Linked DNA regions of Mus musculus: region 1 is linked to region 2. A link is a loop called in an ENCODE intact Hi-C map of the cell type or tissue named here. Cell type or tissue: left cerebral cortex. All regions are shown on one strand. Links, peaks and the distances in the headings refer to the core of each region. The heading gives the core; the rest is flanking DNA. Region 1 holds the start of Gm31226 (a long non-coding RNA gene). Region 2 has its middle 93 kb from the start of Gm31226.

Region 1 (12,951 bases), core at 1,701-9,700, 96 kb before region 2:
CTATCCTAGCATTCCTCTACACTGGGGCATCAGGCCTTCACAGGACCAAGGGCCTCCTCTCCCACTGATGCCAGATAAGGCCCCTTCAGCTTCTTCAGTTCTTCCCCTAACTCCTCCATTGGGATCCCAATGGTTGACTGTAAGCATCCACATCTCTATTGGTCAGGATCTTGCAGAGCCTCTCAGGAGACAGCTGTATCAGGCTCCTGTCAGCAAGTACTTCTTGGCATCCTCAATAGTGTCTGGGTTTGGTGACTGCATATGGGGTGGATCCCCAGGTGGGGCAGTCTCTGGATGGTCTTTCCTTCTGTCTCTGTCCCTCTCTGTCCCTGTATTTCCTTTAAACAGGAGAAATTCTGGGTTAAATTTTTGGAGATGGGTGGGTGGCCCCATCCCTCAACCAGGGGGCCATGCCTAACCTCTGGATATGGTTTCAACAGTTTCTCCCTCCCCTTTGTGGGGTATTTCAGCCAGTGTCATCCCCATGGGGTCCTAGGAGGCTCTTGCTTTCCTGGCATCTGGGACTTTCTGGTTACTATCCCCAGTTCCCCATCCCCCATTGCTAAACACCTCTGTTCAATTTCCTGACCCTCTGTACATCTCCTCCATCTCCTCCCATACCTGATTCTGCCCCTCTTTTCCCTTCCCCCTCTTTTCTTCCTCTCACGTCCCTCTCACCTCTACTTCTTTTAATTATTTTGTTCCCCCTTCTAAGTAGGATGAAGCATCCACTCTTTGGTCTTCCTTCTTCTTGAGCTTCATGTGACCCATGAGTTGTATCGTGGGTATTCCACGTTCTTTGTTTAATATCCACTTATCAGTGAGTACATACCATGTGTATATATCTGTTTCCTAAAGGCCACCCTGACATGCCCCTAACCGGGCCCCTTGGGAGAAACAACTCTGGTTTGTTTGTTTGTTTGTTTGTTTGTTTGTTTGTTTGTTTGTTTGTTTTTGGTTTGGATTCACATCACTATAACATGTCAGCTTCTTCCAGAACCTTATGGAACTGATCAATAAAGCATGGAGAGTGCCTCACAGTGCCTGATCTGCAGCACACATACCAGGGTCCCTGGCTTTGCACCTGTACAGTATTCGGTCTTCACATCTGAAGTGCCCTTTAAGTTCCTAAACATGCAGGGTTGCTGTCTTATTTAATAATGTTACTGAAAGGTCTTTGTAAGTGTCCCTTTGGGTTCAGGACACTCAATATACTTTATGAAGGGTCCTACATTGCATCAATGACCCAAGGTAGAGCAATCTTAGTCCCAAACAAAGCTATGGTTTTAATGAATGTGTGATCCACAGTCCTGCCCATTAACTAAAATCTTTCTTAATAGAAAGCCACAATGAGGAAACTTTATGTGCTGTGTCCAGTTCCTAAGCAGCATCATGTTCATACAATGTATGTGTCAAGTATACTTTGATATAACTTTGCACCACATATACAACACACAGTAAGCAAATTAGAGGATCCTTCAATTCCAAGATGGACAGAATTAGAAATTAGTACATTTCACTTGCAATTGTGGCTAAGCACGGAGAGCTGCTTAAAATTTGATGCCATTCCTATTTCCATAAAGATAATGCACTAAGAAATGCTTTCACATCCTATCCCCAAAAGTCCCAAGGCATATGAACACTGAATCCCCACATCTGCCTGTAGGCAGAGGAGGCACAACACAACCCTGAGCTAGAGGAAGTCAGCAGCCCCCAGCAGCTGTGAGCCCAGTGGTATAACCACCTTGAAGAAGGAAAGACGGTGGTGAGTCGGTAGTCATTCACAAGACTTGGATGGGTCATCCAAGTCATTCCTTGGATGGGACCAGGTTACAGCATGTGTATTATATGATGTCCTCATTCAATGGAAGCTAAAGATTTTCTCAACTGCTGAAGGGCTGTGCTGACTTCATCTTGGGCTTTGTTGAATCTGCACACAGACAAGGGTCTGGCTTCATTGTCGTGGCTGAACATGCCATTTTCAGGGTCTCTAGCAAGAGAAGTAGCAGTTGATGAGAATGAAGACCTATGAGCCCAAACACCATCATGATCTGGTGATGAAAGTTTTCACCTTGGCTGTTGGTTGAACTCCCTTTACTCAGATGACTCCTCTTTGTTGTGTCCCCATTTGTCGTGTTCTAAGTCATTATTTCCACTGCTTACTGGGCTTTGCCACATGCCCTACAGTCACACTGAAGCAGAAGCCTCTCTCTTAACCTCACTCTACCCTCTCTACTGATCGTCATGACTTGTGGCATCGTGACTAGACAACTCAGTCAGCTCCCCCTCACTATTGCTGTCACATCCAGTGAGTCACTAAACCTGCAATCTGTCTCCAGTGTCTCATCCAGCCACTCTGCCCAGCCATCCCTTCGGAAGCTGTACTCATCCAAATCATGTTCTTGCCTCTGATATTATCTTCCTGCTTCTTAGTTCATCTCTATTCCAGGATGACCTTTCTGAAATTCAGGTCTAATTCAGCACTGCCTCGCTAGAAAATCCTCCCTGGTGGTCCATGTTGGATTAGCTCAACAATATTGATCTTGTCTATTACTGACTCCTTGTGACATCTCCTCCTCCCACAAACTCTGTTAGTCTGGACAGTGAATGGCTTCACTTGACATATCCTCCACAAACAAGTGAAAGAATTGATCCAGAGTTGCAATGTTTCAGTGAATCTAAGAGGCTGGGTTTCAAAGCCCCAGATAGAATGTTTCAAGCTCTTCTTCTACCACTGGTCACCCTGCCACTGGCCAGTGACGCTTAATCAGTCTTCAGCTCTGTGAACCAAGGTCATTCTGTCCTGTCCTCGGTGAAATTTCCACCTGAGGAAGAGCAGAATAAATGGAGCTGGGCTTGGAGGTCCCAGGCTGAGAAGGGTAGAAAGCTCTTATTACTGTGCGTGCTCATGCTATTGTCTCAGATATTGGCAGCTAAACAGGAGGGGTTTGCTTAAAGCTTACTCTTTAATGCTAAACTTCATTGGTCTCATGCCCACTTGCCCCTGTCTTACCAATGTAGTTCCTGCTTCCCCACTCTAGTCTCCAAAAGATATATCTGGAATCTCCAGGTTTGGGTTCATCCTATACAATTAAAAATTGTTCACGTGTTGACACTTAGAGAAAAGAAGGATATATATTTCAGGGGACCAGATGGATGCCTCTGAGTCCTTGGGGAAAGTGCAGCCTGCATGCTGTAGGCTAGGCAAGTCTTCCAGTGCCCATTCTGAATCTGAGACTTGTGCAACTGCTGGTTAGAAGAGGGGCTTAGGAAGGCCAGAGTAGCCTGGTGGTCTCTCCCCAGTCAGTAACTGATTGTTCACTTCATTTCAAAAACTACAAATGGAGGCTAGGCTCAGGGTCAGCCCTTGTGGCTGTGCACATTGCCAGACCTGACAGGGTCCATTTGCTAATATCACACAGCTACTATTTTGTTTCATCAGAGTTTGAACTCGAGAATCAAAAGCCAGGCCATTAGTCATCTGGGAATATAAATGGAATTTCATGTTCCTATGACTGATTGGTCTTAATTTATGAAAAAATAAGGACTCTGTAAGGACAAACAACAAGAATCGAATATATACCCTTGCCAGGGCTCATAAAATGGCCTGTAATTGGTCTGGGCCTCTGCTCTTTCGGTGCTCTGGGCAATCTTAATATCTTTAAGAAACTAAAAGCTTCTTTTCTAACCTGTTTGGCCTTAATTGATGATCTCAAGGTCAAAGACAACGTATTTATGTTTCATTTTTCCCCTTTGCAGACCAAACAGCAGTGTGAGCCCAAGTGCTCACACATATATCAAATGCCAGATATAAAAACAGCATATAACTGGGCAGAAGTCAAGTCCTCTGACATGCACGTGCTTGGCAAAATGGGTCTAGGGCATTCGCACATAGAAACATGCATTTTCAACACCTGTATTATTAAAATTGTCCTTAAACAAAATGCATCACAGAATATGGTGTATCTCCACTAACTCTGTAAAGGGTATTTTCAAAATATAAAATTAATATTGGCACTAGACAGTATCACATGTACCAGGAAGACCATGTATATAAAAATAGTCAACCTTGAGAAAAATTATAGTTCCTTTCTACTCACTTAAATGGCTCCTCTGTACTGCTTAGGAAATTGCTATTGAGTCCTATTATACACGGAGCATCAGTCAGGAAAACAGCAGACAAAACAGACAAAACGATGCATCCATTCAAGTGAATACAATTTAAAAAAAAAAAAAAACTTAAAAGAAGCAAACAGTCTCAAGTTATGACCTGTGCCTCAAAGAAGGTAGAGATGGCTCAGAAATCAGAAGCAACCTGAACATCAGCCAGCCCTTTCCTAATGTCCTATGGATAAAGAAACAGCTCTCTACTGCTGAGATGACTCTCCCAAGGACACACAGTGACCATCAATCCCCTCGTTTCCCAGATAAGAAAATGTGTTAAAGCTACATTCCAGACAAAGGCAGAATTTCAGCACAAACCAAGTGACTCCTAGGCTTGATTTCCACACTCTGCATTGACATTCTCCCGTGAGTGTGACTACAGGACCAGAAGCAGTGGGAGTCCTGTGCACTGGCATCGACTGCCTTTTTTAGGCTAGTAGGCAGCTCCAGGCTTCTGCTCGTGGAGTGGAGTTAAAAATCTGGTCTCCATAGAGACCATCCAAGGTGTCAGCCCTGACCAGGTGTGGTGGGCATATCTATACTCCCAGCATTTAGAAGAATTGGCAAGTGTAAGGCCAGTCTGAGCTACAAAGAAACTCTCAAAAAATAAACAAGAGCAAAAGGACCCTGTGATGGCTCCAGCTGGTATGTGCCAGCACAGACAGACCACTACTCCTGTTGAGGATTTGAAAACATCATTTTCAAGCCCAGAGTGTCAACAAAAGGATGTGTATCAGCCACAGCTCATACGATGTTTCCGTACATCACCTCCCTTAGGCGGCAGCAGCAGCCCACTTTGCAGAGGAGTGAACATCAGAATTGTTAACTAACCTACCCAAGTCACTGAATGAACAAGAGTCAGGGCCAGGACTAGAACCTAGAACTTCAGACTTTAAGATCTGTGTTTTCTCAGTACAAGTTACCCCTTAACAGTGGTTGTTTGGAGAAATGCCTCAAATATGGGCTTAAATAATAAAATCATTACCATTAACTAGAGGTTGGGCTTTAACCTACACTATCTTGTCCATGGGTGACTGGCTTAAAAAGTCAAAATGCGATAGAGCAGCTGAAAAGAGAAATAGAAGTTAGAAGCAAACTCCATCACATGTCCAATATGGTGGCCACATGGTATGGTAGGGATAGAATGCATCCAGTATAAATATCCATAATAATGGGCTACTAAAAAGCACCTTTTTGTTACCCCCCCACACACACACACACACCTCATTTCACATATAGCAATTCAAGTCTCTAGTATACATACTTTACAGATGGAGAATGAGAAGAACAGACAGTTATCGGTACTTGGATATAGATAATTAAAGTGGGTTTTCTGTTTCCAGGGTCCTGATGTCAGTGGCTATCCTACTCTGCTGTGGTTCCACTGTCCTCTTAAGCTCACTCCTCTGTAGCCATCCAGCTTTTAAGAATGGTGTTGCTTTGAGAAAAGTCACCTCTCTCATATCACAAGTAGGCTTCATGAGCAGTCTATCATGTCCTTTAAAGCTTAGTCCATCTACCTCTTTCTGCCAAGAACTGAGTGGGGGAAACAACAGGAGTAGATGGCTCACTTGGCCCCGGTGGGCCCTGAGGGCAGTGCTTCCTGCCAGCTGGATCCTGAGCACCACTAGTCCAGCTTTCTCAGGATGGTTCTTCAGATTACCCCTGCCTCCAAGACTCTGTACCTAGTATACTCTCTGAGTTAAATGAGTCAGAGCCCACTTCTATTGCTCACCAGCAAACTCTTAACATACTGTCATCAGTCCCTGGTCTGCTGCCAACTCCTGAATGACTCCACTCTGCCCCCTCAGAGTCTCAACTGTCTGAGCTTAGTAACTAAATTAGAAAGATTCCCCACTTTATAATGGTTCTAAAAGTCTTGAATTTTATTCTATGATTCACGGGTCTCCCTGATTCTCACTAGGTCTATAATGCCTAATCCTGTGGGTAGGCAGAGAACCTTCTGCTTTCTCATTCAGGCTACAGAATGCTTTCCATGAAGACCTGATTCATCTGTGCTCATTTCTCTGGAGTCCAGGCTCACTCTCCACAATAGCTACTCAGACTTGCTTCTTTCTCTCCACAGTCTCACCTTTGCCCAAGGGATGTTCCGATGCCCTGCTTTAGTAAGAATATTGAAACCATTCATCACTCAGCCCACAGCCCAGTGTGATTCTCATCCTCACAGCCTTAGCTTCCTTTCACTGCTTATATTAGTTTCCTTCCTGAGATAGAGCACCATGACCAAGGCATCTCATAGAAAGAAGGGTTTAATGTGGGCTTTCCATTGCAGAGGTTTAGTGTCCACAAACCAAAGCATGGTGGCCGGAGCAGAAAGCTGAGGGTTCACATCTTGAACCACATGGACGAACCGACCAGAAAAAGTGACCTGGGAACGGTTCGTGGCTTGGAAACCTCAAAGCTTGCCTGCAGTGACATAACTCCTCCAGCCAGCCCCACTTCTTAAAGCTTCCCAAACATGCTACCAGGTAGGGACTAAGTATTCAAATGCCCGAGACTATAGGGAACGTCTCCTTCAAACCACCAGGCAGTCTGACTTTCCCCTTCTCAAGCATACCTCTTCCTGAGGATGCAAAACATAATTCAACAAACCAGTGGCTTTCTTCTAAAACAAAAATAGCATCCTTTATTAAGGCATAATTAACAAAGACTCACACATTTGGTGGGTGCAGTTTGTTTTGAACATATGCAAACAATTGTGATACCCATCAAGGTGACATAGATATGCAACACCTTCCTAAGTTACCTTGTACTATTTTGATTTTGAGTTTTTTAATTCTATCTACCTACCTACCTATCTATATCTCACTTTACCCACCTCTCTCTCTCTCCCTCTCCCTCTCCCTCTCTCTCTCTCTCTCTCTCTCTCTCTCTCTCTCTCTCCCTCCCTCCCTCTCTCTCTCCTTCTCTCTCTCTCTCTCTCTCTCTCTCTCTCTCTCTCTCTGTGTGTGTGAAGGTATGTGTTTGTGTATGTGTGCATGGGAGTGGGGTATGTGCACCTCTGTGATCTGAAAGCAGAAAAGGGAGGATGGGAACCCGCAAAGTGGGGTCAAGGAAGATGGGGAGGTTAGTGGGTCAGGAGGAGGAATACAAAATATATTGACATGTATACATGAAATGTTATAATTTAAGCCCATCACTTTGTATGTTAACTTAACTTAAAAATTTTAGTTACATTATAAAATTGATCTCCTCTATGCTGAGCTGGTCCATGCTATGTGACCACACACGTGCTTCTCAGCATGGTCTCCCCCTCCCACTGGTGCTCCTTACTCCTCTTCACTCCTGTCACTGCTCACTCACCTTCATCCTCATCTCTTTGCTAAGCATCCTTTTCTCCTTGGCGTACCCTTCATCCCTGGGTTGCAATGGCTGTTTCTGCCCTGGGACTTCCAAATCTAGCTTGTCCCATCTTGTCTTCTTTCCTTTACACTCATGAAGTTTCTTCACCGGTCTGTGGTTCTCATCAACATCTGTCTCCAGCTCCTAATCCACAGCCTGCTGAGGATTCAGCAACTTACAAACATCCCACGTGTGTCCAGCAGTCCATCCATCTCTGTTTTGTGAAAATTAAACTATGAGAGAACCATTATTGATAGGTTGGAATCATAACAATTTAAATTCTCCTTTAAGATTTTGGTGTGGTGTAAGTATTTACAATCAATGTATTTGCTTTCAATATTTGTTCAGGAGCTATTTTTATTTTTTCAAAGAAATGACTGCCTAGCATATACTCAAAGAACTGTTTTTGCCTGGACTACTCACCCCTCACCTCTGGTGTATCAGTCAAGCTGGCCTGCATTCTGCCAGAGCAGACAACACAAAATCCCAACGGCACTCAGCGGCAACAGCCTTTCTCTGCTCTCACATTATGGTTAGGGTCTGTGCCCCCTCTCCATACACTCCAGAAGCTACTAAGGCTGATGGCAACGCCAAATCTGAGCATTTTAGCCTCAGGGCAGGGGAATCAGAGCTGCAGAGGATTGGGACAGATAAGTAGTCACCTCTACCTGCAAGTGATGTCCATCTTGCTCATCATTGGCCAGAATGACCCCCTCAGCTGCCTTCACTACACAGCAAGCAGGAGTGGAGTCTTGCTGTGTTGATTGGTAATGTTAGAAACTGGAAACACTTGGTAACAAGAACTAATATGTTGCAAGCTATCCAGGCTTCTCAAACCACTGGAATTAGTGTCACAAAAATTGGGCCATGTCCTTGCTCTCATCTATTAGTTCAGTGGCCAAAGTCATTTGACCCCCTCAGTCTCATTTTTAAACACTTCTGTTCCCAAGAACATATGCAGTACTGCAAAGGGACCATTGCACTTGTCTATAGTAATGAGAGGACTGAGTCTAATGTGACACTAATTTGGTGGCTGGTTTATGAAGCTGGGGGCATTTGTAATGTCACTTATGAAGACACGTAAGATGAGCAGATGTGGCAGCTGGGGGGGGGGGCGAGAGGGTCTCCCCTGGGAACTCTGCAGAGCCATCACACTCTTCCTGCGCTCTGATGCAGGGTGTCACTCCATTCCTGGCTTGGATCTCTTCCTATACCAGCCAGCTTTGTGCCTCCTCTGTACAGTGAACGCCTCAGTATATCCTTTAAGGAAACACCCCAGTAGCTAATGATCTTCTATGCACCTCTGCTCTCTCCCAATAATGTCACAATTTGGCAATCAAGCCTTTGCCAGGAGGAAATTTATCCACGCTGAACCAATTCCAAACCTACCTTTTACCTTTCAAGTTCCTCCCCTCTATACTTTTCTTGGCCATTGCAATCTGTGCAAAGAAGCTGATTTTTCTCCCGGCATGGAGGCATTTTTTTCTTCCTTTCAGATCATTACACACGTGACTATTTTGTATCTCTAACAATTTTGGTAGCAGTTCCTAGCACATTCCATTCCTAAAGGCTGCTTTAGTCTCCCCTCAGATAGATTTATGCATGGTCTGAGAAAGGAATAATTACTTCAATCCCTGAGCACAAAAAAAAAAATTATTCAGGGGACCAGGCTGCCCACCCTATAAGCAAGGGCATTTTAAGTATCACATGTCATCCTGAAACTTAACCCAACAGTCACATCTGATGAGTCATCCTTGAAATTCAAAGGAAACAGCAGTTACAGGATGCCAAGACCTTTTATGGCCCCCACTCCTCCCCCACCCCACCCCACCCCCAAAATGTTTCCTGAAGGTCAGGCCTGGGAGAAATAGCTGTTCCTCACATTTCAAAGTTAGGCTTAAGGAGTTTTGCATGTAGCCCATTGGCAGAGTGTGTATTCAACCTGTATGAGGCCCCAAGTCCAACCCCCTAAATAACTTAGCAAATAAACAAGACTATCTAACACCTGCTTTGGTATCCCAGACCAGTATGAATACAAACTACTGCCCTTGACTGCCTCTGTGATATGTGACTAAAGCAGAAAGAAGAATTCTCATCTCAGCTGGAACTTGTTCCAGAGGGAGGCGACCATTACCACCATTACTGAAGGCACTGCAGGGACAGACAGACCAACCCCAGGGCTGAGCTCCCAATGCAATCTGCTCAGCTGGAGGAGCCACAAAGAGTCAAACCTGGCAACACACCATAACATAACAAACACCAGAACGTTGGTGGTGGGGGTGGCTACAGACACCCTAAATGAACAGAAGGAATGTGACGGAGGCATTTGGCAGCACCTCAGAGACACAGGAGCATACAGACCTTGCAAAGGGAGCATTTGCTGACTACTTTAGAGCCACTGCATCCTCCACCAGGTGGAGAAGCCTACTGCACTCAAGGGAAAAGCAGAAACACACTCTGGTGACAGCCAGGTTTTGGGGGGTGGGGGTGTATGGCCCTTCCTTTGCTCCTTCCTGCCTAATTCCCACTTACCATCTGTGAGGATCTCTTGTGTCAGACAGGAGAAGAACGCCGGCATCAGCTGTGTGCTTTCTGAGCTGACAGCCTCATCAGGGAACCACACACAGACACATCTTCCCAACAGCTGCTGCTTGGCTCCAAGGACGATATCTTGAACCTGACTCAACACAATTTCTTGTCTTCATGTTTTCATTGTGTTTGGGAACATATTAGCAGTTCAGATTTTATTGAATTATAATTATTTTAAGATAAATTTATTTTAGAAAGATTCCAACTGAGAGAAATTAAGACTCCCCGGCAAGCACACACATAACCGGTTTATGGTATTCTTTGTTATTTATTTTTTATTTTAATTTCTGGCTTGATAATTCTACTTGAATTTTCTTTTATCTTTTAATGTGCTGAAGTGAATCTCGAGTTGTACACAAATCACTTAACAAAAACGTACTGCGTTTGGTTGGTAGCTCACTAAGGAGGAATCATCAGAGAATAGAATGGGGAAAACCTAATGGGGTAAATTCACACTTTCAATTTTTAATTTTTCTTAAAGCAAAGGTTTAAAAATAGAATCATAACGAGCTTTTGTTTCATGAATCCATCTTTCTGGTTCTGGCCTTCCAATCGTTTCCTTAGTTAGGGTTCCATTGTTGTGATGAAACACCATGATCAGAAGCAGGTTGACAATGAGAAGGGTATGTCTGTCTTACACTTCCACACTGCAGTCCATCTTTAATGAAGCCAGTACAGGAACTCAAATGGGCAGGAATCTGGAGGCAGGAGCTGATGCAGAAGCCATGGAGGGATGTTGCTTACTGGCTTTCTCAGCCCGATGTTTTATAGAACCCAGGACCTCCAGCCCAGGAGTAGTCCCACCCACAATGGCCTGGGCCCTCCCCCATCAAATACTAGTTGAGAAAAATGCCTTAAGGTCTCGCCTACAACCTGGTCTTATAGAGGCATTTTCTTATTGAGGTACCCTTCTTTCAGATAAGTTTGTGTCAAGTTGACCTTTAAACTGTCCAGCACACATCTCAACTTGCCAGTCATAAGCACCAGATACATTTGACAATGACAATTTCTTATTTATGTGCATTATGAAGGAAATTTATAGGTACCAACTGGGCCTCTCTCCCAGGAGCCACAGAAATACATGCAATATGCACAATCCCAGCAAGCCCCTCAACACTGAGGTGCTGTCTAAAAGGCAAAGATGTTTCAGATACAGCCCACCTGGCTCCACTCTCAGCTTTTAATCCTGTCAGTCTGAGACAGGGAGGCAGATGGCGGCATAGGTAGCTTTCCAACATTGTGAATCTTCTTAATTAAATTAAAATTTTACAGGAGAAATTTTAAAACTTAATGTAATGGCATACAATTACCTTAGGAACTGCATGCTTGTAATGCTACCTGATGCTCATTTTCGTGTTCTTCTGCGATACAAAGTTATTAACTGAGACCATGGGTACAACCATATACTTGATAATGGTAACAGAATGTGAATTATCTATTGTATAATTATAATATAGAGGAAAGGCAAGTGTAATCAAAATTTCCTATGCTAGGCCATCAGCATTTATATGATATGTGTAGATGCATATTTAAGCATAGAAAAGAGTGCTTAAAGAAGGTAATTTTCATTTAAGGGAAGAAATTCAAAGCCTGGTGCTCCGGGTCATTTGAGGTTCAAGACTCTATCAACCCTCTATGCCTTCATTCTTAGTGTTTGGCTCTGTGCTCAAAGATGGATGTATGTGTGTTCCTCCATTCCCGGCCAGAGGATGACAAGCAATGGAAAGTGACACACCTCCCCTCTAGGTCAGTGCCCTTCACAAGCCCCAGCCTTACCCCATTAGCCGTCCTTGACAGCAGGGAAAACTGGCAACTTCATTCATTTCACTCAAAGGCATTTTCCCCTTCCAAAAACAAACCAGCAACCAGAGCACAAGGGTTCAGTTAGTAAGAAATATAAGGAACAAAGATGATTGGGGGAAACTAAAGGTTTCTGCCACAAAGTGAGAGAATCTTATCCAGAGATGCACACAGGAGGTAGGGACCAGGATGGCAGCCTGGCAGAATCATTAGCACAAAGCAAGGGAAGACCTCAACAGGAGGGCACAGGACTCCGAAGCTTCAGGGCTACAAGATGTTTCAGAAGCAATACAGGGTCCATTTCTTGGTTGCCTGTGGTTACCTTACCTTTAAACATCTAAACAAACAAACAATCCCATGATTGTGGATTCTTACTCCACATCAGTATACAAAACCAGTCTCTGCATCAAGTTAGAAATGTCAGTCAAGCAGGGTATCTGCTGCTTCTGATCTCTGTATCTTCTCAAGAAGGCAAACCTTACAGGGCATGTGAAGGCATCTAGAATAGTCTAGAGCAGAACCTGCTAGGACATCCTTTGTCTTCTGTACAGGACAATTGTCAGGCCTGCAGAGCTCTGTCTAGAAGGAAGAGCCCAATAGTCTTCTGGTCTCCTCTGACTGGCTAGCAGACTCCAATAGGTGGGCTTCCACCTCAAGACTGTGTACCTGAGGGGCTGGGAGAGGTAAGGTGGGCAGAGTGGGAGGGGGTAAGTTCTTTCTCCCACAGAAACAGTTAAGTTCTTCCCCAGAGTTGCCTGGTGCCCTGAGGACATGGGTTAAATTCAGAGACAAATGCCCTGAAGAGATGTGAATCCAGACTCTCCTAGCCTAAATCCAGGCAGTGATAAAGGGACGCCTAGAGTTGTCAGGACTCAAGGTGGGGTCCATCATTCCAACATGCTCATTCAGACTTGGAGGGGGAGCCTGCAGGTGTCAGTTCATGCAGTGATCCTTGAATAAACCAGAATGAAAACCCAGTACATCAGACTCTGGGGAGTCTAATGTCCAGCATCTCACTGTCAGCATATTTAAAAC
Region 2 (12,951 bases), core at 1,671-9,670:
ATTCCCAGCACCAACTTGGTGGTTCACAACTGGCAGCAACTCCAGTTCCAGGTAATCTGGCACCCTCTTCTGGCCACTGTGGCCACTGCATGCATGAAGTGCACTGATACACATGCAGGCAAAACACCCAAACATAAGATAAAAGCTGAAAAGAAACTACAAAAATGAGAGAGAGGGAGAGGGGGGGGAGATAGGAAAAAGAGAAGAAGAGACGAGATACACAAATTAAAAAGGAAGAATGAATGAGTGAATGAATTATCAGAGACTTATATTCAAGCCCAGAATGTAAAACGATTGCCTTCATAGTCCAAATGCTACAATGTCTCAATAGTTAACAAGATGATGCTGTAGTGCTGCTCTTGACACACACAGGATTTTCTCTCTGGGATTCTGCAACTGAGTGATTCAGCTGCAGTCAGAAAGTTGCACCCACAGAATCCAAAGAACAGAAAGTTCTGGAAGCCTTAGCTGGAGGGAGAGTCTTTGTGGGGTGTGATGTGGCTGCCCCGGTTCCTCTCTGTGCTTGTTGCAGATAACCTTGATCTCAGTTGGGGTTTTAATGGAGGTAGACTGGTAATGAAGGGGAAAATAACTTCTCTCCCTGCCCCTGCTGATTCCTATTAGCTGTGTGTGAGTTTGTGTTCTTTTCCGATGTTTACTTAAAAGACATCATAAATGTTAGCTGGAGACCAAAGCTAGCAAGAATGGCAGCCACAGAATAATGAAGAACCAAGATTAGACATCTGAGGAAAACATTTTACCTTTATGCAAGTACCCTTAGCAGCCACACCATCTGTTGCAGTGCATGCTGGGAAAACAGCTGGGGAGGGGACCCTTCTTCCCTTTCTGTGAACACTACCTATGCCTCCGTTTTGCCGCTGTATGATGAAGCTATGAGTGGAAACTGGATCCAAAGGTAAAATTACAAGTTGCTTGCAAAATGCAAACGTATACAGCTGCCATTTTTGAGCATCGAGCACCTGACAAGCCCAGGGCCACATGCCCTGTCTCACACTGTTCTCACGGCACTGTGAAAGGCAGGCTTGCCTCCAGTTTACAGGCAGGAGAGCTCAGAGAGGGTAGTCTATCTTCCCAAAGTCACTCAGTTGGTCTGTGGCAGACACCTGGTCCTGAAAGATTTCTATCTTTGTTTGTCTCTCTACCCAGTAAGCAGGGAGCATAGGTACTGGTATAGATACTGAAGAGGTAGGAAGACAGCCTCCAATAGGTTCTGGTTTATATAACCAATCCCAGTCCATATGTTGAAGCCCTAACCTCCAATGTGACTGTATATGGGAGATGGGACTTTCATGGAGGTGGGGTAAAGTAATATGGAATAAGGGAACAGGGCTTTTAATGCTATGAAGAGACACTGTGACCACTGCGACTCTTATAAAGGAAAGCATAATTGGAGCTGGCTTACAGTTTCAGAGATTTCATCCATTATCATCATGGTGGGAAGTATGGCAGCATGCAGACAGACATCGTGCTGGAGAAGGAGTACAGAGTTCCCTGTCTGGATCCTCAAGCAGCAGGCAGAGTGTGACACCGGTCCTGGCTTGAGCATTTGAAACCTCAAGTCCCACCCCCAGGGACATTCTTCCTCCAACAAGGTCACACTACTCCAACAAAGCCACACCTCCTCACAGTGCCACTCCCTATGGGGGCCATTTTCAGTCAAACCACCACAGTTTAGGTGGGTCCAATAAGATTAGTGTCCTCACAAAAAGACACGAGGAGACACTAGAGAGCTTGCAGAGTCTCTGAGAGGAACACAAGCAAAGATGGTGTGAAGACACCAAGGGAAGGCCATCCACATGCAGGCGAGGACAGCCCTCACGAGGAGCTGCCTATTGTCACAGAGCAGCTGGTGCTCAGCTCAAAGTCACACCTCAGTTGTGTACTTGCCTTTTCTCTGGCATGGCCTTGTGAGCCCTTTATTTTGGTTTGGTAGCTATGTATTTCATTTTTTCTTTTTTATTTGCATATAATAATTATATATAATAATGGGTTTCTTAGGAGTTTTCACGAACTACTATAATGTATTTTGATCTCATCTGCCCCTGTCACCCTGACTTGTCCCTCTCGCACCGCTGCAGCCCCTCTTCCTCATCGCAGATGCTCCCCCTTTCTATTTTCATGGGGGAAGGGCATGCTTTTCTTTTGTTGTCTTCCTTTTGGTTTGGGTGGCCAATCGTATTTCTTTCATTCATTGCACGTGCATGTGTATGAGCTCTGTGTACGTCTATCTGTGCATTCATCTTCACATGTGTGTGCAAAGGCACATGTGTGTGCAAAGGCACATGCCCAAAGTTGAAGTCAAGTGTCCTCCTCCATGTTGTCATTTCTTTAATTAGGTATTTTCTTCATTTACATTTCCAATGCTATCCCAAAAGTCCCCCATACCCCCCACCACTCCCCTACCCACCCATTCCCACTTCTTGGCCCTGGCGTTCCCCTGTACTGAGGCATATAAAGTTTGCAAGACCAATGGGCCTCTCTTTCCAATGATGGCCGACTAGGCCATCTTCTGATACATATGCAGCTAGAGACACGAGCTCCGGGGGTACTGCTTAGTTCATATTGTTGTTCCACCTATAGGGTTGCAGACCCCTTTAGCTTCTTGGGTACTTTCTCTAGCTCCTCCATTGGGGGCCCTGTGTTCCATCCAATAGCTGACTATGAACATACACTTCTGTGTTTGCTAGGCCCTGGCATAGTCTCACAAGAGACAGCTATATCAGGGTCCTTTCAGCAAAATCTTGCTGGTGTATGCAATGGTGTCTGAGTTTGGTGTCTGTATGTGGGATGGACATGCCCCAAGGTGGGACAGTCTCTAGATGGCCTTCCTTTAGCCTATGCTCCTTTTTTTGTTGTTCCTGTATTTCCTTCAGACAGGAACAATTCTGGATTAAAAATTTTGAGATGGGTGAGTGGCCCCTTCTCTCAACTGAGGGCTATGCCTATCTACTGGAAGTTGTCTCTTCAGGTTCTATCTCCCCTCTGTTAGGTATTTCAGCTAATGTCATTCCCACTGAGTCTTGGGAGCCTCTCACTTCCCTGGCATCTGGGACTTTCTAGTAGTCCCCCCAATTCCCTGCCCCCAACTGCTACATATCTCTATTTATTCTTCTGGCCTTCTGGACGTCTCTCCTGTCACTTCCCATACCTGAACCTGAACCCCTTTTCTCTCCTCCTCCCCTTTCCCACCCAGGACCCTCCCTCTTTCTACCTCCCATGATTATTTTTCCCCTTCTAAGTGGGATTGAAATATCTACACACTGGCCTTCTTTCCTATTAAGCTTCATATGGTCTGTGAGTTATAGATGCTCCAACATATAACAAGGGCACATGCTTTACTATGTCCATAGCAGCCTTATTTATAATAGACAGAAGCTGGAAACAACCCAGATGTCCCTCAGTGTAAGAATGGATAGAGAAAATGTGATACATTTACACAATGGAGTACTACTCAGCTATTACAAATGATGACTTCTCTCTTTTTCGTGACACCTCCTAGGCGGTCAGCTGTGTCAAGATGAAGCTGAACATCTCCTTCCCTGCCAATGACTGTCAGAAACTCATTGAAGTGGATGACGAACGCAAGCTCCACACACTCTATGAGAAGCGCATGGCCACAGAAGTTGCTGCTGACGCTCTTGGTGAAGAGTGGAAGGGTTATGTGGTCCAGATCAGCGGTGGGAATGACAAGCAAGGGTTTCCCATGAAGCACGGTGTTCTGACCCATGGCAGAGTGCGCCTGCTGTTGAATAGGGGGCATTCCTGTTACAGACCAAGGAGAACTGGAGAGAGGGAGTGCAAGTCTGTTCGTGGATGCATTATGGACGCTAATCTAAGTGTTCTCAACTTGGTTATTGTAAAGAAAGGAGAGAAGGATATTCCTGGACTGACAGATACTACTGTGTCTCATCGGTTAAGACCTAAAAGAGCTAGTAGAATCTGAAAGTTTTTAATCTCTCCAAAGAAGATGATGTCTGTCAGTATGTTGTCAGGAAGCCCTTAAACAAAGAAGGTAAGAAGCCCAGGACCAAAGCACCCAAGATTCAACGCCTTGTTACTCCACGTGTCCTGCAACACAAACTCCGATGTATTGCTCTGAAGAAACAACGCACTAAGAAAAACAAAGAGGAGGCTGCAGAATACACTAAACTGTTGGTCAAGAGAATGAAGGAAGCCAAAGAAAAACTCCAGTAACAGATTGCCAAGAGACGTAGGCTGTCCTTGCTGAGAGCTTCTACTTCTAAGTCTGAGTCCAGTCAAAAATAAGTCTTTAAAAGTAACAAATAAATAATGACATTGAAAAAAAGATGATGACTTCATGAATTTTGCAAGCAAATGGATGGAACTAGAAAATATCTTCCTGAGTGAGGTAACCCAGACCCAAAAGGACATGCATGGTATGTACTCGCTGCCAAGCTTCTAAGACAGCATCCCACCTCACTCCACTACTTCCTTCAGTTCTTACATCCTCCCCACCCCCTCTTCAGTGATGTCCCCCAAGCTTTAGTAGGGATGATATACATGTTCAAAGAGTTCCTCAAGCTAGAGATGGCTGAGATTGTCTCACCAGGCAAGGCAGGTGGCTTTCCTGTGGTGGCTTTCCCGTGGTGGATTGAGCACCATTCAGGACTGGTGTGGCATTATCAGATGCCATTCCCTAGTTCCTAGTCAAAGGCCCAAGGTCACTCCCAGGTGGTCCCTGGTGCAGTGGTTTGAGGGCCCCTTCAATAAGACCCCTAGTGATGCGGTGTCAGTGGGGGATTCCTTGCCCTCTTCAAAGAGAAATCATTAAAGTCAGTCAAGATTTTTCTTACTCCTCTATTTAAAACTTTTGAATGTTTCCCTGTTACAATGAGAATAAAATCTAAACCTCTTTCCATAACCACAGCGGCTGCCTCACCCCCCCTCCCCCCTCCTTGCTATCTATTGTATAGCAAGGACACCATTCCAAGGAGCTAGTTAGAAAGATATCATCTCAGGTCACATGATAAAACTAGCAAATCAGAATCTTTGTTTTAGCAGGACCCCAAGATGACTGATGTGCACAAGGAGCTTGAGAAGCACTGATACAAAGCACCTCCAGTTTCCTCCAGTCCTGGCCGCTGTTGTTTCGCTTCCTCTGTATGCTGCCTTAGCTGGTCTGTGAAGAAGGCAAGCATTTCCAGCTCTGGGTTCTACTTAAAATGCTGTCCCTCCAAGACCCTCACGTGTTTATTCCCTCTCCTAATTTAGGTTTTTTCTCTTTTCTTACTCCCTTAAGATGTCTCTAAGTATCCTAAAACAACTGCCCACTCTCCCACTGAAGGCACACATTATCCTCCTTTCCTGCTTTACTCTCTTAGTGTTATATATTTGTTTCTGGATTTTTACTTTATGTTATTATATAAGCTCTGTCTGAATAGGAAATGGTTTTGTTCACTGTTAGAATCCTGGTGCTTTCAGAGTTTGGGGGATATGGTAGATATTTGATACTCTCTGTGTGAACTAATGAGTGAACAGACGAGGTTGGAAGAGGCCATGCATCTCCTCACTACTGAATCGAATCTGCTTTATCTGAACTCAGAAACTTTGCAGAAACAACATCAGCTTACTCTGCAAACATGGACTGAGGTCCCTTTGCCACAACTGCACACTTCTTATCTCTTTCACTTGGATAAGAGTATACAGCCAAACAGATTGTAAATTCACAGAGCCATCCATGGTTGAGAGCAAGCATTTACAGAGTGAGCGTCTACATTTCTCAACAAAAACCTCACCTTCTTGCCCTGCATAGATATTGATCTCTGGCTACAGCTTTTTCATTTTTTGCAGTTTTAACAGTTATCTTCTTTATTGTTTGAGCAGCCACAGAGTTGAAATAATAAAATATAAAAGGCATATAAAGGAAAAGACTATCTCCTCCTCCTTTTCTCCTCCCCGATTACAATCAATGATACCTGGTTCTCAGAAAGACTGTATCTGGTTCTGTTCATTTTCCTACCGAAGGGTAGAAAACTATAAGCTCACATCTTCATCTTAAGTTCATTTTACTTTACAAGTTAACATGAAAACCACTAAAAACCAATATTGAAGAAGAGTCTCCCTTCTTCCAGGTGTCCATAGTTTTCACTTGCATGAGTCTGTGATCATTATTTACCAGTCAGCTCCCTTTTGTCAAACAGTTAAGCTGGTTGAAGAACTCTAAGAATACAAACAGAGCTTCCTGGAAGTCTTCCATGGTCGACACACACAGTACTTGCCCTTCATCACACAAGATTGCCATTTGTGTGATACACATCCTTTAACTTTCACATTTTTCCAACCAGCAGCCATTTCTCCCCTCGTACCCATTTTCTTGTCTTTTCATTGGTTTTCTTTGCTTTCATCCCTGCCTGAATGGTGTAGCTACCTGAACCAGAGCCATCAACATTCTGGTTTGCACTGAGGAATAAAACCATGTGTCACCATCTGAAGCAGCGAACCTGAAGTGGCTGCGTACTCCCTGCTACCGTCTTCTGTCTGCTGAGGGAGGGCTCAGATCCTATGTGACTTTGCTCCTGGACTTTTTTTTTCAAAAAGGCAGAAAACAATAACAACAAAAAACTGGTTTCACTATAAAGTCCAAACTAGCTTGGAACTCACAATCCTCCTGTCTCAGTTCCCAGGCTCTGGAGAATCTGGATGTCTACATACCTTGAGAACTTTTATTTTCCAGCTTTTTGATACTGCAACATGACATGATCTACAAGTGTGCTGGGCCACAATTGTTGCTATCCTGGGATCCATAAAGCCTGTGAGAGGCAGGTTGGCTCTGCTTTATGTCCTCCTATTTATACAGCCATCATTTGGGTGGGCATTTTCATCCCCACATCAGCGTTGAGATTCAGAGAGCTTCAGCTACATGTCCAGGAGAACAGCTAACAAAGCCAGACTTAAATTATTCCATTTCTTAGACCACAGTGCATGCTTTCTCTCCTGACACACACACACACACACACACACACACACACACACACACACACACACTGCTACATTGTGATTAAACTGAGCTGGGAAGCTAACTCCTGTTTTAGCATCATTTCTTCTGGAAGCATAAGTGACCTGTGTAAAATAACTTATCTAGGATTCTGTAACGCTGGATTTGTTCACTCCTTTTATAAATCTTCTATCTCTTGATGTCTTTTCTATTTTTGGCACTGCTAAGGATTGAACCCATGGTCTTGAACATGCTAGGCAAGTACTCTAGCAATGCCTCTAGCCCTTTGCTACCTCTTATCAACCTACTGAGCATTGTGCAAATTAAGAGGAAGGATTCTGTAAATTCTTGTTGGATCTTAAACCATGTCTTGTTACTATCCACTGTTGTGGTGTGTCAGTCAGTGTTCCATTGCTGCGAAGAGAGACTATGATGATGGTAAAGAAGCATTTAATTGGGGGCTGCCTTATGGTTCAAATGCTTAGTCCATTACTGTCATGGCAGGTAGCATGGTAACACACAGGCATACATGGTGCTGGAGAGGTAGCTGAGAGATCTACATCCGGATCCAAAGACAGCAGGAAAAGAACACCACCAGGACTGGCTTGATTGAGCATTTGAAACCTCAAAGCCCACCCCCAGTGACACACTTCCTCCAACAAGGCCACACCCCCTAATCCCCGTCAAGTAGCACCAATTCTTAATGACCAAGCATTCAAGTACATAAGCCTATGGGGTCCATTCCTATTCAAAACACCACAATTGTTTTATTACTAACCACTTAGATTTGTTAAATAGATCCTTATGAATCAAGGCATCTTTGTCGATCGTGTGTTATCTGCAATGGGTGAGAGCATTTTCTTCCACAGCAAACCGGTCATTAGCCGAGCCGGTCACATTGCTTTGAAAGCACTCCTTGCATGAATGCTGAAACTTGATTCTAAAAGCAAGGATCCAGCCTGGATTCCCTCTGTTCCTGAATCCCTCAGATCAAGTATGTGTCAAAGTCTATTTAAATTGCCCTCATGCCCACTGCCCCATCCTCCTCCAGCTATGCTCTCCTGTCTGGACAAATATTCTTTTCCCTCCACTCTGGATCCATCATTCCTGTCAAGTCTATAGCTCTGAGCACAACTACTGAATATTCATGTGCTTTCTGCTGTCGCTGCTTCTCACTCTGGTTGTAGCCTCACTCACCTTCTGTGTCATAAATATTTGGGACAAATATTTGTATAGTGGAAAAAAATGCTTCAATTTAAAACTGTGTTGTCTAGAGGATACCCCCAAGCCATCTGATTCAAGCCTTTCCTTGCTAAGCAGTATCTGGTACACTCTGCCACACTATTTCCAGCTCTGATCGTCATCCTTGAGTTGCTGTAGAACATGTGTTAGTATTTCTACTCTTCACATTCTCTTTTGAACTAGTTAGAACATCTGCCAATTTCCCTCCCTGCATAAGTTAAATCTTTAATACATATTCATTATAGCTTCATAAGAATCATGATTTACTCTTTTTAAAATTTTGTCTTTTAACACATTCTTTTCCCATTGCCTACTTGCATTACACAGTACTTCGGTCATCTCTGTAGAAGGAAGTACCTGGGTGCTGACCATAACAGCTAACATGCCTTGGCTCACTACAGTCTTTGACTAGCTCCCCTTAGCAATGGTTTTTTCTTTGTAAGAACTTTTTATAATAGTGAAAACACGTGTCTTTGTAAATTGGTAAACCACTAGTTATTTTAAGAATTTTATACGCTTACTCACTAAAGCCATGATTCATTGGTTTTCTGTATATTCACAGAGTTGTGCAGCCACCACTACAACTAGCTCTACTTACCTACTCCAGAAGAAAGTCCCTTCTAAATCCCGGGAAAACACTAATCTACTTCCTGTCTTGGTGGCTTTCCTTGCTGTAGACATGTCATATAAGGTGAATTATTTGCTTCACTCACTTAACATGTTTTCAGAATCAGCCCATGTTGTTATAAGTATGTGCCCTTCATTTCTTTTTACAACCAAATTAAATCATATTTTATAGATATACTTCATTTATTTATCCACTAATCAATTGAATACTTGGTGTTTTCCACTGTTTAGCTACCATGAGTAATGCTGACGAGAACCTTCATATACAAATTTCTCCATGGGTAGTTTCTCTTGGACATGTAGCTTCACTGTCAGACTGTTTTCCAAGGTTACTGTTTATCTTCATTGTCAACACGCACATGTACATACACACATACCCATACACCACACACACACACACACACACACACACACGAGGGGTTCTAATTTATCTATTTGTCAGTTGTTAACACTTGTCATTTTGGAGGCTTGTAACTGGAATCTGGATGGGATTGTACAGTTTACATGATTAGTTTTCTGAAAAGTACAGTTTTTGAGACGCCTTCTGGAATACTTTGGAAGGAAGGTGAAGTTGTTCTGGGGCTCTCCTTTGTGGACTCATGCCAGTATCTTTCCTGTTTCCTTCCTGACTTGTCAAGAAGATACTGTCCTTCACCAGTACAGGACCACCATTGTCTGTAGAGGCTCCATTTTCCCTATACTCTTGTGAGACACTAAGGGAAAGGAATTGGCCTCGTGATCACTTTAAATACCATTTTAGAACCATATAATTGATGTGTATCTGAGTTTTTGCTCTTTCTGAGCTAGACATGATCATCCAGGTTTATGTTTACTCCAGGTAGAATCTCACAGCTCCACACCCAGCACACAGGTTATGCAGTGGGTTGAGGGGGATGGGATGCTGTGGATATAGGAGAAATCAGGGAAAGGAGCAGGAATGTTTATGATCAAAGTACATGGACTGAATTACAGAATTACCAAGATATTAGTAAAGAATATATTTTCAAAAAACACAGTCTCAGTCTCAAAAGAAAAATATATACACTAAGTTATCATCTAATGTACAGATAAGGGCACAACCCACACATGGCTGCAAAGCTTGAGTAACTTTGAATCCCTGACATTAAGAACTGCCCTAGCGATACAGATGGAGCAGAGACTGAGGGAATAGCCAACCAATGACTGGCCCAACTTGAGAACCATCCCATGTGTGAGAGAGAGAGAGACACTATTAGTGATACTCTGCTATGCTTTCAGACAGGCACCTAGCATAACTGTCTCCTGGGAGGCTTCATCCAGCAGCAGATGGAGATGCAGAGACCCACAGCCAAACTTCGGGTGGAGCTCAGGGAGTCTTATGAAAGAGTGAGGGATAGAAGTAAGCAAGTCAGTGGGGTCAAGGACACCACACGAAGACCCACAGAATCAACTAACCTGGGACCATGGGGGTTCACGGAGCCTGGGACAGCAATCAGGAAGAGTGCAGGAGCTGGATCTAGAGCCCCTACAAATTGTAGCAGATGTTAGGCTTAGTCTTCACGTGGGTGCCCTAACAAGTGAAGCTGGGGCTGTCTCAGTCTGTGTTCCCTGCCATTGGATCCCCTTCCCCCTACCTCAACTGCATGATTGGGCGTCAGTGGGAGAGCATGTGCCTAGTCCTGCTGGCTCTAGTTGTCCCAGGGTGGGTGGTAACCAAGGGGGACCCCCCCTTTCCCCGGGCCAATGCGGGGAGGAACTTATAAGGGCAGGACTGGGAGGAGAGGAGGGTTGGGTGCTGTAATTGAGATGTAAAGTAAATAAAAAGAAAAACATTAAAAAAAAAAAAAAAAAGAACTGCCCTAACAATTCTAAGCTATATTTATAATCAGTTTGCCATGTGAGAGGGGAAACTTTTGTTTTAGCTCTGAGTATTATACCTCATGGTAGCTGCCTCTGACCCCCAAATACATGCATGCATGCTTCCTGGCCCACGTCTGAACTCCCCAAGTGAAGCTCTGCCCACCATCTCAACCATTATAGACATCTGTAATAACCACACACATTAGATTTCCTTACACTCAGCTTTTTATTATTTTTCTATGACTTAATACAATAACTTTCACCAGGGCAAATTTACTTCCAGTCTTATTTGAAGAATTTCATGGATATTTATCTTTCATGAGGATTTCCTTCAAGAGCATTTTCCTAATTTTTGAAGTGACTAATAAACAAAAAGACAGTATTTATGACACTGAGTGACTCAGCATATATGCACTTGTTCAGCTGGTTTTCTTGAGCCAGAGTCTTGCTTTGGATGACCTGATAATAGCTATGTAAACTAGATATAACCTAGGTGTCCTGATAAATAGGGTTAGGAATTCATGCAAATCCTATTGTCTTAGCCTCCTGAGTGCTCATCTTTCTGATATGTACACACACACACACACACACACACACACACACACACACACATACACACACACACACACAACCAACATAAAAGTCAATCTAACATCATTGTAACATAATTTAATACCTCTTATATATCAATTTTTAAAGCAATATATAAATTGTCAAGTCTCCCTTTGTTGACCTTGTCAGGATCCTAACATTATCAAAGCTCTATCCAGGAGTTCGTTCCCAACTTCTAGGCTACAGAGGTCACTAAAGCCTCAGCTTCTTATGTCACTGGGGGTCAGTTGTTTCTGGTTTTCTTTCTTAGTATCAATGAACATCTTCACTCTCATTATGCTGGGTTATTTTAACAAAGACAACAAATTATTAGTGGCCCAAACTCCTTCATAACTGAGCGAACATACTGTGGTGATTTGAATAGGTTTGCCCCCTATAGACTCATGTGTTTGAATGTTTGGCCCATGGGGAATAGCACTATTAGAAGGTGTGGCCTTGTTGGAGAATATATAGCTTTGTTGGAAAAGCTTTGGAGGTAAGGTTTGAGTTCTCCTATGCTCTAGCTCTTCCCAACATGGGACAATCTTTTTCTGCTGCTTTGGGTAAAAATGTAGAACACTCAGCTCTGTCTCCAGCACCATGCTGGCCTGTATGCTGTATGCTTCCCATCATGATGATAATGGACTAAACCTCTGGAACAGTAAGCTAACTTCAATTAAATGTTTTCCTTTATGAGAGTTACCTTGGTCATGGTGTCTCTTCACAGCAATAAATCCTAAGACACATATGTACAAAAGTTATTTTTCCTACAAATACATCTGAACACACAGTGTTAGAATAAGATATCAGAGTGGTGGGTTCTGTGAAGGAGGAGCTCAAGATAGATGCAGCTTGTTCCACATATGTCCTTTCCTTTCACTCAGTACTGGTAACAAAGAGTCAAAGAAAACTAATGAACATAATTGCAGTCCCTACTTCCCCTTAAATTGGTATAAGAGTTAATTGGCTCACTTCAGTCTTTTATTTAGGCTAAAACTGACAATTCCTGTATTCCACACTAAATTTACTTACTTGCTCTATAGAAATGAGCCTAGCAATGGCTTTGTCTGAAAAACTAGTTTCCATTAAAAGGACCATCTCTCTTAAATGTAGTATCTTCATTTTATGAAAATTAAACATGCACAGAATTAGCATTTATTTCATTAGATGTAGTGTGAATGCACCACAGTGATCCAAGAAAACCGTCTTCACAACTAAAAATAGCAAGTGCCTCACTTACAGACACAGCCGAATGTCTGAGAGCTGAGATAGAAACAATCTGTTTGGGGTGCAGAGACAAGCCTTCCAGACCACTTCAAAACTTAGGGAAATTCTACATTTTCATGTTCGCAGGAAACAGGCTTATACAGAAATAGTGCTGTTGTACTCCACTGTGAACTCACTCAACCAGGAAAGCCTCAGGGAAGGTTGGTGACACCACAGCACCCTAACAGCACTTAGAAAGCAATTCTTGTTTGCTTTTACTGCAGACGTGCCTTACCTGACATCATACTGGAGGCTCTCTAGGACAAAGGTTTGTAAGGTTTAAAGTTGTCAGCATCCATCCTTATCCTATGCATTATCTTTTATAAAGATTTTTTTAATTTTATATGTGATGTTTATATATATACATATATATACATATATACATATATACATATGCATATATATATACA

The links. Peaks named below come from ENCODE experiments on the same cell type or tissue, not always from the same donor. Only the 100,000 strongest peaks of a DNase experiment are listed, where the experiment ranks them.
Region 1: it touches region 2 in a loop (2.3-fold over the local background); 1 of 42 quality-filtered maps calls a loop at or near these places.

Annotation. Positions count from the first base shown.
Region 1 is chr6:49,630,815-49,643,765 of GRCm38, reverse strand. It overlaps Gm31226 (a long non-coding RNA gene), which reads right to left and starts at 10,135. Exons shown (of 5, transcript XR_377650.2): 1 at 10,060-10,135; 2 at 7,489-7,741. In left cerebral cortex, for the core only: no CTCF peak of the experiment used is centred there; DNase peaks (open chromatin) are centred at 2,325, 4,568 and 5,964.
Region 2 is chr6:49,534,315-49,547,265 of GRCm38, reverse strand. It overlaps the pseudogene Gm5305. Among named protein-coding and RNA genes, the nearest start is that of Gm31226, 93 kb to the left of the region's middle. In left cerebral cortex, for the core only: no CTCF peak of the experiment used is centred there; a DNase peak (open chromatin) is centred at 8,467.